Linked DNA regions of Homo sapiens: region 1 is linked to region 2. A link is a loop called in an ENCODE intact Hi-C map of the cell type or tissue named here. Cell type or tissue: ascending aorta. All regions are shown on one strand. Links, peaks and the distances in the headings refer to the core of each region. The heading gives the core; the rest is flanking DNA.

Region 1 (6,027 bases), core at 380-5,379, 400 kb before region 2:
CTATCTTGGCATGAAGAGGAGTCAGCACTCATTGCTTCTCCTTCCTCCCACCCACTCAGTTCAAGCTGCTTTCTTGAACATCCCTTGTGAATACGTAAGTTCTCTCAGCCCGCAGAATCCTTGAGTTTTATGAGATGAAGAATGTGACGTTGTTGAATGGCCCTCCTTTTGAAGCTGTCTCCTTTGCTCATGCGGTGTTACTGTTCTGCAGCCTTTGCATCTTGTCATTACTTTTCTTCTACCACCTCTAAATGTAGGGGCATCAGAGATAATCCATGATTGCCCATTGTCTGCACACATAAAAAACCTTAGCAGGCCAGGCACGGTGGCTCACGTCTATAATCCCAGCACTCCAGGAGGCCGAGGCGAGCACATCACTTGCGGTCAGGAGTTTGTGACCAGCCTGGCCAACATGGTGAAATCCCGTCTCTGCTAAAAATACAACATAAAAATTAGCCGGGTGTGGTGGAGTGCACCTGTAGTCCCAGCTACCTGGGAGGCTGAGGCAGTAGAATCGCTTGAATCCAGGAGATGGAGGTTGAAGTGAGCTGAGATAGCACCATTGCACTCCAGCCTGTGTGACAGAGCAAGACCTTGCCAAAAAAATAATAATAATAATAAAGAAAGAAAAAAAGCCTTAGCGTTTAAGGATTTCAATAATCCAGCCACTTTCTGTGGCTATGTTTTCACTACACTCTGAAACCGCATAAACCCAGCCCTCCGGCCAAACCGAATACTTGGCAGTGGAAAAACAAATCTACCTAAATACAACTTGAGGGAATACAAAGGAAATCATTGAAGAATTTGGTTAAAGTGGGAACTCTTCTGGGTCATCTAAAATGTGTTTCATTTAAATCTTTTTAATTTCCTCATATTCAAGTTTCTCTGTAAACCTGACTTATCTATAAAAGAACAAGAATGCTTATTTTTCTATATATCCACCCAAAAACTTGTTCACAAACCCTTAAAGAAGCATTATTCATAATATGCAAATGGTAGAAACAACCCAAATGTCCCATCAACTGATGAATAGACAAAGAGTCTGTGTGGTGTATACATACAAGGGAATGCGATGCAGTAATAAAATATGATTCAGTAATAAATACAAGTGGACTATTATTATACATGTCACCACGTGAATAGGCACTGAAAACATGATGTGAAGTGACAGAAGCCAGTCACAAAGTATCACATATTGCAAGATCCCATTTACATGAAAAATCTAGAACAGGCAAATCTCTAGAGACAGAAAGTAGAGGAGTTGCTACCCAGGCAGAGAGGGTAGGGGAAGGATAATTGGGGCGTGACATCTAAGGGCTGCAGGGCTTTGGAGGTTAATGAAAATAATCTAAAATTGTGGTAACAGTTGCACAATTCTGTGGATATACTGACAGCCACTGAATTTTACACTTCAAAGGGGTGAGTGTATGGTATGTGAACTATATCTCAATAAAGCTGTTTTTTCAAAAAAGAAAACACAGGAGCCATTTGGAACCTCTATTTTAGGGAGATAAGCAAGCTTCTTGGACTAGTTTTTCAAGGGTTACTTAAATGTAAAAGGAGAAAGGATATTTCAAAATCATATAAAATGATGTGATTATTACTTATTGCAGGTCTGTATCGAAGTATTTCGTGTACCCCATAAAAATATATACCTACTATGTACCTGTAATTTTTTTTTAATTTCAGAAAAAGATTATGCAATTTCTTAATAATATGAATGACTGTTCACTGTGACAATACAGATCACCTCTGGGATAGTATCAGATTGCATTAAAACTTCCTAATGCATTTATTTTGACTATGTAATAAATAATTAAAGAAAACCAGAAGCCAAATATGGTTTTAGACTCCATCTGTAAGGAGTATCATATTAACTATTTGAACTGGATTAGCAGATGTCAGAAAGAAAATGTAGTAAACTAAAATACTGTCTTAATTGGCCAGGTAAATGTTATAGGTAACAAAGTCTAATGGTCGTTTTTCCGTATTAATAACATCTGAAATCTCTAGGCCATATGTATTGAAAAAAATAAATACAATAAAAATGGTTGAATGGCTATACAAGTACATAACACTTCAGTACGTACTCTGTCCAGTCAGCCACAGGCCCACTTTGGTCTGAAGTCAGAGAAAAGAATGCCCTGAATCGTTGATGATTCATGGTGTAGAGTAGGTCCTGAGGATATGTTATTCTTGAGTCCCTCTCCTTCACTCCTTTTGGAATAGCTCTTGATTTCTTTATCATCAGCTCAGTGTGGTCACTGCTCTGCATTCAGGCAGCAGGACACCTGTCCTTGTTCCTTGCTTCTGCATATGTGTGGCCAGTTCTGTGCCAGGAGTGTGTGAGGTGAGCTGAGAAAAAACAAGTCCCAAGCCAGGGCCACTTGAAAGTGTGTGCAAATATATGTGCTACGTTCTTTCAGGGCTGAGGAAAAGCATAAAAGCAATGCTCTGACATTGGGACCTGGATGAGAAGGCAGTTAGGAATATCCCAATTTAGCCAGGTTGCATTTACCCCACAGCTAAATGGATGCTTTGATGATGCAGTTTAGTGCATGTCCCTAGGTTTAGACTTAGGGTGGTGGCTGTCTAAATCCTGGATCTGCCCTCATAGCTGAATGACGGGTTAAATGCTTCACCTCTAGGAACCTCAGTGGCTGAAGTGAAATGTGCTTTTTAATCTCTGCCCTATGTGGTATCGAGGACAACACACTAATGACTCTCAGGACTTTTGTTAAGAGTGTTCAGTTGGCACTGGGTGGAACCAGGGATCCTGGTTCAACAAGACAAGCGGTTAAAAGTATAAATTGCTCCGGCATAAAGCAATGTGATTTCCCTCTAGAAAGCTGCATTTCCTTATCAGTTAAACAGCATGAATAGGTAAGGAATTATAATCCTCTATGACCTTTCCCTTATATCAGCAGTTATTACATTTTAGAGCCTTAAGTATCACTTGGAGTGCCTGTTACAATGCATATCCCTAGGCCCCTCAATGATATAACGGGTCTGGGGAAGGGATCTGGGGATCAGCATTCGTAAGCCTCACACATGATGCTGATGTAAGTGGGGTTGAGACTACATTCTGAGAAACACTACTAAGTAGGATTCTCCTGATCATTTTATGCTTGATAACAGACAGTGTATCAAGATGCTAAGAGCTAACGAAGGAAAAAAAAAAAAAAAACTTCTCTGTGGAAATGTGAGCCAAGGGCACAGTGGCTGGCTGACTTTCCATAATAACTCTGGTTGCCTTGGTGATGAGAGGAGGTGGTGGGGGGGAACCATGGCACTGGGAAATGTTGCAATGGCAAGATAAATTTTTCTTTCGTATAAAAATTCTGTTCTGATTGTCCACCTTTGGTTAGGTGAGAAATAATCATGCTCTTGGTCCCATGAATCCAAATGTCTATCATGACATAAATAAAATATTTCCCAATGTTTTGCTAGCAACCCTCTACATCCCACTCTCTGTGTTTCCCCCAGAGACTTCCAAAAGGTCACATCTCTGAAAGCTGGGTACTGGGACCAGGAACAGCTCCATCATAGATTTTATAGAAGGAGCAATTACTAGAAATTAGATTATGATCACACGGTGCAAATTTTTCCAGTAAATATTTCAGAGGGTTTCAGAGGGAATTTTGCCTTTGGTTATCAGCAGTGAATCTTCTTTCTCATGTGTTGAATGACTAAAAGCATTTGCACCATCTCAGTTCCCTGGCTCTGTCTTAAGAACAAGAAATTTAGCAAAAGCAGCTTCTTCACATTTTCTTTTGGTTATGATGACTTGTTAGTTTATCAATTTAGATAAAGTGTTTAGCTTTCTATTTAAGGCTGTTAACACATTTATTTAAAGTGACAGCACATAGCTTGTTTTGTAAAAATATTGACATTTGGGGAGAATTTAGGAAATGCCAGTAGCAGAAATAAAAGGATTTGGTCATGGGCTTGGCAGCAGCAACCCTGGCATGCTGGGAAGCCCTCTAGATTACTACATCTTGGTTGTCTTTCTTTTGTGGTAGAAGGAGGGGCTGGATCACAAAACAAAGTCGCTTTCAATCAAAAAAGATTATTGCTTTCTTTTGTCTGACAGATGAACTTATTGATTAAATTAGATATTAGTACTTTTCTAAAATACCAAATTTTGAGATTTAAATTCTAAACAGTCTGATGAAGGGTATCTTCTTAAAGCATCCGTTTTCTCTAATAACTCTACTATATAGTCTGAATGCGTTCTTCATACAGAAAGAAAAAATGGATAATAGGCTGTGTATCACATCTCTGGCCAATGCAATGGAAATATAGCATCCAGTTTATTGGCTTTTTATAGCTTTTGACCTTTTACAGAAGCCACACAGAACTGTATGGGGACAGATTCATACTATGTGGTGTTGAAGAACAATTCTGTTTTTTCAATCTGAAGATCACACTTACTATAATTACCATTAAGTGATCGATTACCTGCATGCCCTCCCACCCCCAGTGGATTACAGTATCAGATTCGGGTCACTGTAGCAACAATGGGAGGATGTGGGGTGCTCACTCTATGTTGTGTGCGTAGTCAAACTTCAGCCACCTTTAACATCTCTCCCCCCAGTTGGAAACTGAGGAATGGAAAGATGGAAAGTTCTGACCCTGTCTAGTCATAGAGAAGCAGACATGGAGATGCAGCTCACACACAGACCTCACATGTGGCCTGGAACAGAGTAGGTCCTGAGGAAACGTTAGTCCTGAGTGTCTCCCCTTCACTCCTGCTCTATTGGAATGACTCTTCATACCTTTATCATCAGCTGGGTGAGGTCACTGCTCTGCACCCAGGCAGCAGGACACCTTCCACACTGTGCCTTGCTCCTGCATATGAAGGGCCAGTTCTCTGCTGCTGTGAGTGTCTGGAGGTGGGCTGGAGGAAGATTAGTCCCAAGCCAACGTCACTCCAAAATGCACACAAATATATATGTTAAATGCTTTTGGGATTGAGGGAAGCATAAAAACAATGCTCCCAGGTTGGGACCCAAAAGGGAAGGCAGCTAAGAATATACTGATTTAGCCAGGATTCATTTACCTCATAGCTAAAGGGATACTTTGATGATTCAGTTTCATGCATGTCCCTGGGTTTAAGCTCAGGCGGATGGCTAAATCCGGCCTCTGCCCTCACCAGCTGAATGATGGGTTAGATGCTTCACCTCTAGAAGCCTCAGTGGCCAAAGTGAAATGTGCTGATGAATCTCTACCTCTCTAGGTTCTTGTAAGGGTGGAATAAAAGAACATGAGCAGTGTGCCTAGCAGAGTGTCTGGCACATAGAAGGAGGCAATAAATGTTAGTTCCACTTGTTCCTTCCCATGCTCACTTAAAATTTCCACCAGAAGCTCTGTGAGCTGATTTTCCACTAGGAAGAGGATATCACAACGAAAACAGACACTGTCAAAAGCACATGTTGCCCCTGAAGAGAAATGAGATGGATCTTTCCATTTTTCTTGTTGCTGTGCTGGTAATAAAAATAACTAACTAATGTGTATTGCAGCCTAACTATGCTTCTGGCACTGTGCCAACCATTTTACATACAGCCTTTTAAAATACATTTCTAGGATAGAGGAATTATTATTGTTATTTCTTATTTTATTTATTATTATTATTACTCTTTGTCTACTTTCTTTGGGCTTGATTTGCTGTATCTTTTTTATTTTCTTGAAACGGAATTTCAAATCACCAATTTAGTCTTTTGTCTTTTCTAACATGCATTTAATACTAAAATTTCACTCTAAGCACTTCTTTAGCTACACTTTAACAATTTTAGTATGTTGCATCTTCATTTTCACTTCCTTTAAAGTATTTTCTAATTTCCAACATGATTCTTACTTGAACTAATGATGAAATGTAGACATGTGCTTTTAACTTCCAATCAGTTGGAGATTTTCTAATTATTATTCTGTTAATAATATGCAGTCTAATTCCACTGTGATCAAAAAACATACTCTGATTGATTTTAATCTTCTGAGATGTGTTGATGTTTACGTTATGGACTGGCA
Region 2 (6,027 bases), core at 534-5,533:
TTGCTTCTGTTTCTCTGGAGAACCCTGATTAATTCAGATTTTCCTCTTTTACTACCCTGCTCATTTTTCACGCCTAAGGCTGATCTCTTCTTTTCTGCTCAAGGTTCCATAATTTCCAGTTTCTCAGAGCTTATTTATAATCCTCTGTTTAAATCCTTTGCTTCCTCCCCTTCACCTGGCACTTTCCCATTAATATTTAAATATTCTCTAGTTGCTCCTACCATCAAACAAACAAACAAACAACCGAGCCTGTCTGTATCTCTTGTTTTCCTCCTCCTGCCATTCATCTGTGTGCTTCCTTATCTCCTTCCTACCTTTTAAGTGTCAAAATTTCCCAGAAAGTTGCAATGTCTTCCTTATTTTCTCTCATTACTCAACTACATTCTGGCATCAGCTCCCTCCCCACATGTGAAACTGCTCTCCCCAAGTCACCAGCTACCTCCATGCAGATAATTCCAATGGACCATGCTTGGGCATCAAATTACCTAACTCTCAGCAGCATTTGACTTTGTTGACCACTTCCTCCTCCTTAAAGTAATTCTTTTTTAGCATCTGTGACACCATGCTCTCTTGCTTTTTCTGCTCCTTCTTTAGATTGTCCTGCCTCCACCAACCCTTAATGGAAGAGTTCTCAGGACCCTCTCCTCCTTCCCTACATCTTGTTCTCTTCTCAATCTTTGCTTTTTAAGGGGTTCCTTCAGTCCCAAAGGCTTGTTAGCATCTGTGTATATGCTGGTTGACCCTCAAATCTATGACTCTACCATTATCTTTCCCCTGATGATCAGAGCCATCTACCCAGCTGGACATTTTCACAAATTGCCCTCTGCACCTCAAACTTGACTGGTCATCTTCTCCCCAAAACTTGCTCCTTGTCCTTTATTTTCCTCCTTTCCATTCTCTGCTTCAGCCAGAATAAAATCCTTTCAGTTTCTCAAGTTCTGTTTGGTTTTGCTTTCTCTCCTTGGAACCCTTTCCTTCATCTTCCTGCTCTTACCCCTCCCTCGCACTCCCAGTCCCCTTTGTTGCTGCCCCTCCCAGTAAAGCATCGTCTCTCCTGGAAAAACCTTGGTGAATGTCTCAGGCGCCTCTCATTTGCCCTCGTCCTGTATGCTCCTGTCAGCTCCAGCTCAGCTTTACTGCTCTGTCTGCTCTCCTCACAGTGCATTAGAGTCCGTTGGTTTTCCTGTTTCTCTTCTACCACAGGGCGCTCTTGAGGGCAAGGACAGCTTTCTCTTTAATGCTGTGTGCCCTTAGCAAACGGTCTGGCACATTGTACGTGCTTTATACATGCTTGTGAAAACAAAGTCTGGACGAACATAATGCATAAAATCTCGATCACAGGGCTCTTAGAGTCAGAGGACAACTCCATAAGGACAAACAGTGTTTCTCAATGGCAGAGCTCTTGATATTTTGCAGAACAACTTTTCTTTGTGCAGAACTGTCCTGTGCATTGCAAGATGTTTCACACCCCTAGCTCCTGCCCATTATATATCAGGAGTAATACCCAGTTCCTGCAGTGGGTATTCAAAACATACCCACTCTCCTCCCCACTCCTCATGATCTCCTTACTTGGCAGTTATTAATTAGGAATATGAACATCCTTTTCCTGCCCACCATTGTCTCTTCTCTGAGATAATCCATCAACCAGAGTGCACTCATGCTAGGAAGTGTTAGTGCAACAAGGATCCCAGGTGCACACTGATCTGTCACACAGAAACCACACAGGATTTTGAATGTCCTTATAACCTTGGATATAGCTTTTTCAATTACACGTGTCTGGAATTCCATTTGGTCTTGAGCATATTGGAAAAACTTGGAGAAAATTGCTCTGGTGCCTCTGGGGATCATTTGCTTCAGATGATGAAGGATTGACAGGCTTTGGAGGGAGTGCTGGACAAAGAACATTCCTACATTCTTAAAATGGAGAGGGTTACTTGCCCTTCACATCTGAGAACTCTCAGTATAGGAGAAACAGATGGACACAGAATGACTTGAGTGTTCACTAGGTTAGTGATGAAGAAATAATGGGTGTAATTTTGACTGATGGGAGCAAGTTGAAAGCTATCAGCAACAGTGAAGAGTGTGATTTTTCAGAGGATGAAAAATCCATGTGAGGAAGGAGAACTGGCTGCTTCAGCCTGGCATGGGTTCATCAGGGCTAGAGGGAGCCAGTCAAATCACCCAGAGGTCCTGCAGCTGACCCCAAAATATTAAATGTATGTAGTGTAACAGGTGTGGTGATGGATATTTTTATACCCACCATCTCATTTGTTCATGTAGAAGCCCATTTATTCACAGAGAAGGTCAATATGTTATTAAGCTTACGTTTTTAAAGAAAGCAACTAAAGCACAGACATGAATTCAAACTCACATAGCTGGAATGCCTCTCATGGCTTCTGACTCCAAATCCAGTTATTTTTCCACTCCACCAAAGCAGTTTCCTATCTATTCTGCCACAAAAACCAAAGTTCACCCCAAGCCTCTGAGAAAGGTTAATATGTTCACCATTTCTATTTAAAGGAATAGAGAAATACTTAATTCAGTAAACTTCCCAACCCCTAGCAGTAAATTCTCAGGAATCAGGTTCAGCCATTTAAAATGATTCATTTCCTAAGGGCACTCAAGAGCCATGGCTTTACTCTGCATAGTCTTGGAAAATTGACTGGGAGGAGCCCTTCTGCATCACTGTTGGAGGTCATCCATTGTGCAAGGTCAGATAATTTAGCTGGCCCCTCTTGAAGAGTGCGTCACATTTCCCTGAATTGCAGTTGAGGCTTTTTCCCGAGGCTATCTGTAATGGATCAGAAGGAGTACGGTGCAAGATGAAAGTGGTAAAACTTATTTGCTAGGTGTTAATGGCAATTTCAAACAATTAAACAAGCAGACTAATAAAATGATCAGTTTTACTCAAGTGCAATTTAGTCACATGAGGACTTAAATTTCATAACATGAAGGAATCATGCACTTAAAATATGCCACAGACTAATATGGTTGGAAATAATGCTGTCACCTCCTGAAATGAAGTTTATTTTGTATATTTTTCAGTCCAGTGGAATTCTGGTTTTATGGTGGAATGTTTTTCTCAGTCATGTTTTTCTTTTGGACTCTTATTTTCTCAACAGGAAATAGAAAATAAACATCTGACCTTAGCATGGTTAACCTCAAATAAATTAATGTGTGGTATGAAAATCGGACAAATATACACACCCTGAAAATAAATCAGGGTGTGTATTCTCCGAAAGGAAATTGCAAACTAGAGCACATCATTCAATATTATTTGAACAATGAAATGCCATATACGGCACTCAGATAATGAAAAGTAAACAGCATTCTTAACTCTGGAACAGATTGTACAAAATTTAAAGTAAATAACTGACATAAAATTCAAAACTTGATTTTATTCACATACAGCTTATGTCTATGGATCTTTAGTTGAGGTTAAAGCTGAAGAAGGGTAAATCAGAAAGCACGTATGTAAATCTTACACACTTACTGGGTGTTGTTAATCCCAAATAGCTTTCCATAGTACTGTGCTTTTCAGAGACACCATGATTATTTTGTATGACAGAAGACAAATTTTTGCAGTGAAGATTCTGAGTAGCCAAACTTTCTGGGTATTGAGTTTATTTCACTTCTGCCACTGAGAACTAGTTCCTATAAGAGCATAGTTGAATGATTTAGCCAAAGAAACAACAAGATGAAAAGAATTATTCCAAATGGAAGCTCTAATTTATTTGCTGAACGTTGAATGACGAATGAAGTTTAAAAACAGATTTACAGGAGCCGGCTGCCTTCTTAACATTTAAGAACACAAGTGCTTCTGAGATGTCTTTTTTTTTTTTTCTTTAAAAGATGGGGTTTCACTGTCTCCTGGGCTGGAGTGCAATGATACCATCATAGCGCCCTGCAGCCTCAAACTCCTAGGCTCAAGTGACTTGAGATGTCTTTTTTTATAATCTATTATTTACTTAATTTCTCCCAGTTTCCCTTTCCTCAACTGTAAAATAAATAGTACAATAGTTCTACTTAAGCAGTTTTGAAGGGTAAATGAGACAATGTCTGAGACAGCACTTTAAAAATGTAAAGTACCATTTACACATCCTAGGTCCTCTGGAACTCATTTTCTTTTGTTCCCGCCTTCTATTTTTTGCTTAGACAAGTGTTCCTTCCCAGGGACTTTTTCCTATTAACATGCTGACATTCGTTCTTCAGAGATAAGATGAGAGGAATGATGCCCTTGACTGCCTACTCTATTAATTCTACTTAAGGAAATGTCACTAGCTAAAAATTAAGAACCCCTAAAATGCTTAAATGGATATTGTTTATCCAGTAACTAAAGTACCCAATACTTGAACACAAATTTTTCTTCAGCTCATAGAACCACATCTCTATATGTATGTTTTGTTATTTTTTTTAATCTTTATTTTTATTTTTTTGTAGAGACAGGGTTTCGCCATGTTGTCCAGGCTGGTCTCAAACTGCCGAGTTCAAGCGATCTGCCAGCCTTGACCTCCCAAAGTGCTGGGATTACAGGCATGAGCCACCTCACCCGGCCCCATACATTTCTTTTTTAATGAGGAAATAATAAGCTTATTTGTACCCCAGAATGATTGGACAATATAACTCATTTTCTCTATAATAAATTTTAAAAATGAAATTCATCAAAATAATAATAAATAGCAAAAGAATCTTCATAAACAATTCAAATGTTGAAGAATACTGTGAGAAAGAAAATCCAGTGAGTGCTCTTACAAACAGGCCTGAAAAATCACCACTGCTCCAGTTCAGCAGATCTTTTGTTGAGGTTTTCTGGACGGGGAAGGGAATAACCACTATCAGGACATTTGTAAAACATACCTGTAGAAGGCAAAGTCAAGATGGACTTAATTTATTCCGACAATTGATGTAGCAACAGAGACATCTCTTACATTATTCATCTTTCCAATAGAAAATTCCCTTCCTGGAGAGATCAGGATTGAATTAGGCCCAAGCTAATTCAAACGCAAATTTATTTAAAAAGTAAACACACAAAATAAATTTTGTCCTTGCACAGGTCTGCTGTACAGTGTGTGTTTTAAGAAAATATTTACATCTGTATTTTTCTTTTTTTTAGATATTTTTCCTGACCTGGTTGTTAAGAATCCTTTTCATGAAATTCAGCTTGGTTTCATAAATAATGCAAAGCTTGCTTGTGATTAGGTGAGCCTCCTCAGATACCCAGAGAGAGAAAGGATATTGCTAGCAGGTCCTTAGTATTGCCGGGAATAAGCAATAGCTACACATTTTCCAGGTGGAGGGCTTTGCTTGGTTATAGAATCAGCGAGTCCCTGTAAATATCAGCAATCTCCTTCCTTGAGGAGTTGGGGATCTTTGCCAACATAGAGCCTCTTCCCGGACTATAATTGGTCCCTCCTCCTGAGCATCACGTTTCTGCAGCTCCAAGTTGGTTCTTAGAGCACAAGGCATAGTAAAGGCCTTTTCTCTTATAGCGCTTCTGTTTCTCTTTACTTCTCTTCTTACTATTCGCTTTTGTTTTTAAGAGTTCAGGGTGGACTTGAATTCTGTTTCTGATTTGAAGGAAACAAAAGAGAAAGAGAAAGCCATTTCTGTAGTCAGTGACCTTTGAAATACATGGCTGTTCATTTACATGGCAGTGGGGTCATGAGTGAATATAAAATTCAGGAAGTTGGGCTTAAAACTTGCCGGAGATGACCGGCTGCTTACAGAGCAAACAGGCACCTTACATGGGTGAGCCCATGGTGGAAGGTCTTATTGAATTTAGCCTGTCCTTTCCTTTAGTGTTTTCACCTCAGAAGTTCATTTCAAGGGCTCAGAGCCTTAAATAAATAAGAAAAAGAGAACGTCTTAAGAAATTATTTCCTCTACGAAAAAGGAAGACACATGTCCCAGATAAGCTTTCTGTTACTGCTTGTTGTAAAGGAAATAAGGAATATGGAAATTGGCTTCATCATGTGCATGGGACAACCCTTAAATCTTCTGATGGTTACAGTGCTTTGCTGAACATAC

The links. A loop is a pair of places that touch in the nucleus more often than their neighbours do. Peaks named below come from ENCODE experiments on the same cell type or tissue, not always from the same donor. Only the 100,000 strongest peaks of a DNase experiment are listed, where the experiment ranks them.
Region 1: it touches region 2 in a loop (1.9-fold over the local background); 2 of 110 quality-filtered maps call a loop at or near these places.

Annotation. Positions count from the first base shown.
Region 1 is chr12:29,957,543-29,963,569 of GRCh38, reverse strand. All of the region lies in intron 3 of LOC105369715 (a long non-coding RNA gene), which reads left to right. Among named protein-coding and RNA genes, the nearest start is that of TMTC1, 180 kb to the right of the region's middle. In ascending aorta, for the core only: no CTCF peak of the experiment used is centred there; a DNase peak (open chromatin) is centred at 3,259.
Region 2 is chr12:29,559,005-29,565,031 of GRCh38, reverse strand. The region is part of intron 9 of TMTC1 (transmembrane O-mannosyltransferase targeting cadherins 1); the gene reads left to right. LOC124902909 (a long non-coding RNA gene) reads right to left here and starts at 4,917. Exons shown (of 3, transcript XR_007063259.1): 1 at 4,858-4,917; 2 at 3,494-3,654; 3 at 2,726-2,791. In ascending aorta, for the core only: no CTCF peak of the experiment used is centred there; a DNase peak (open chromatin) is centred at 2,711; H3K4me3 peaks cover 623 bases; H3K27ac peaks cover 3,282 bases.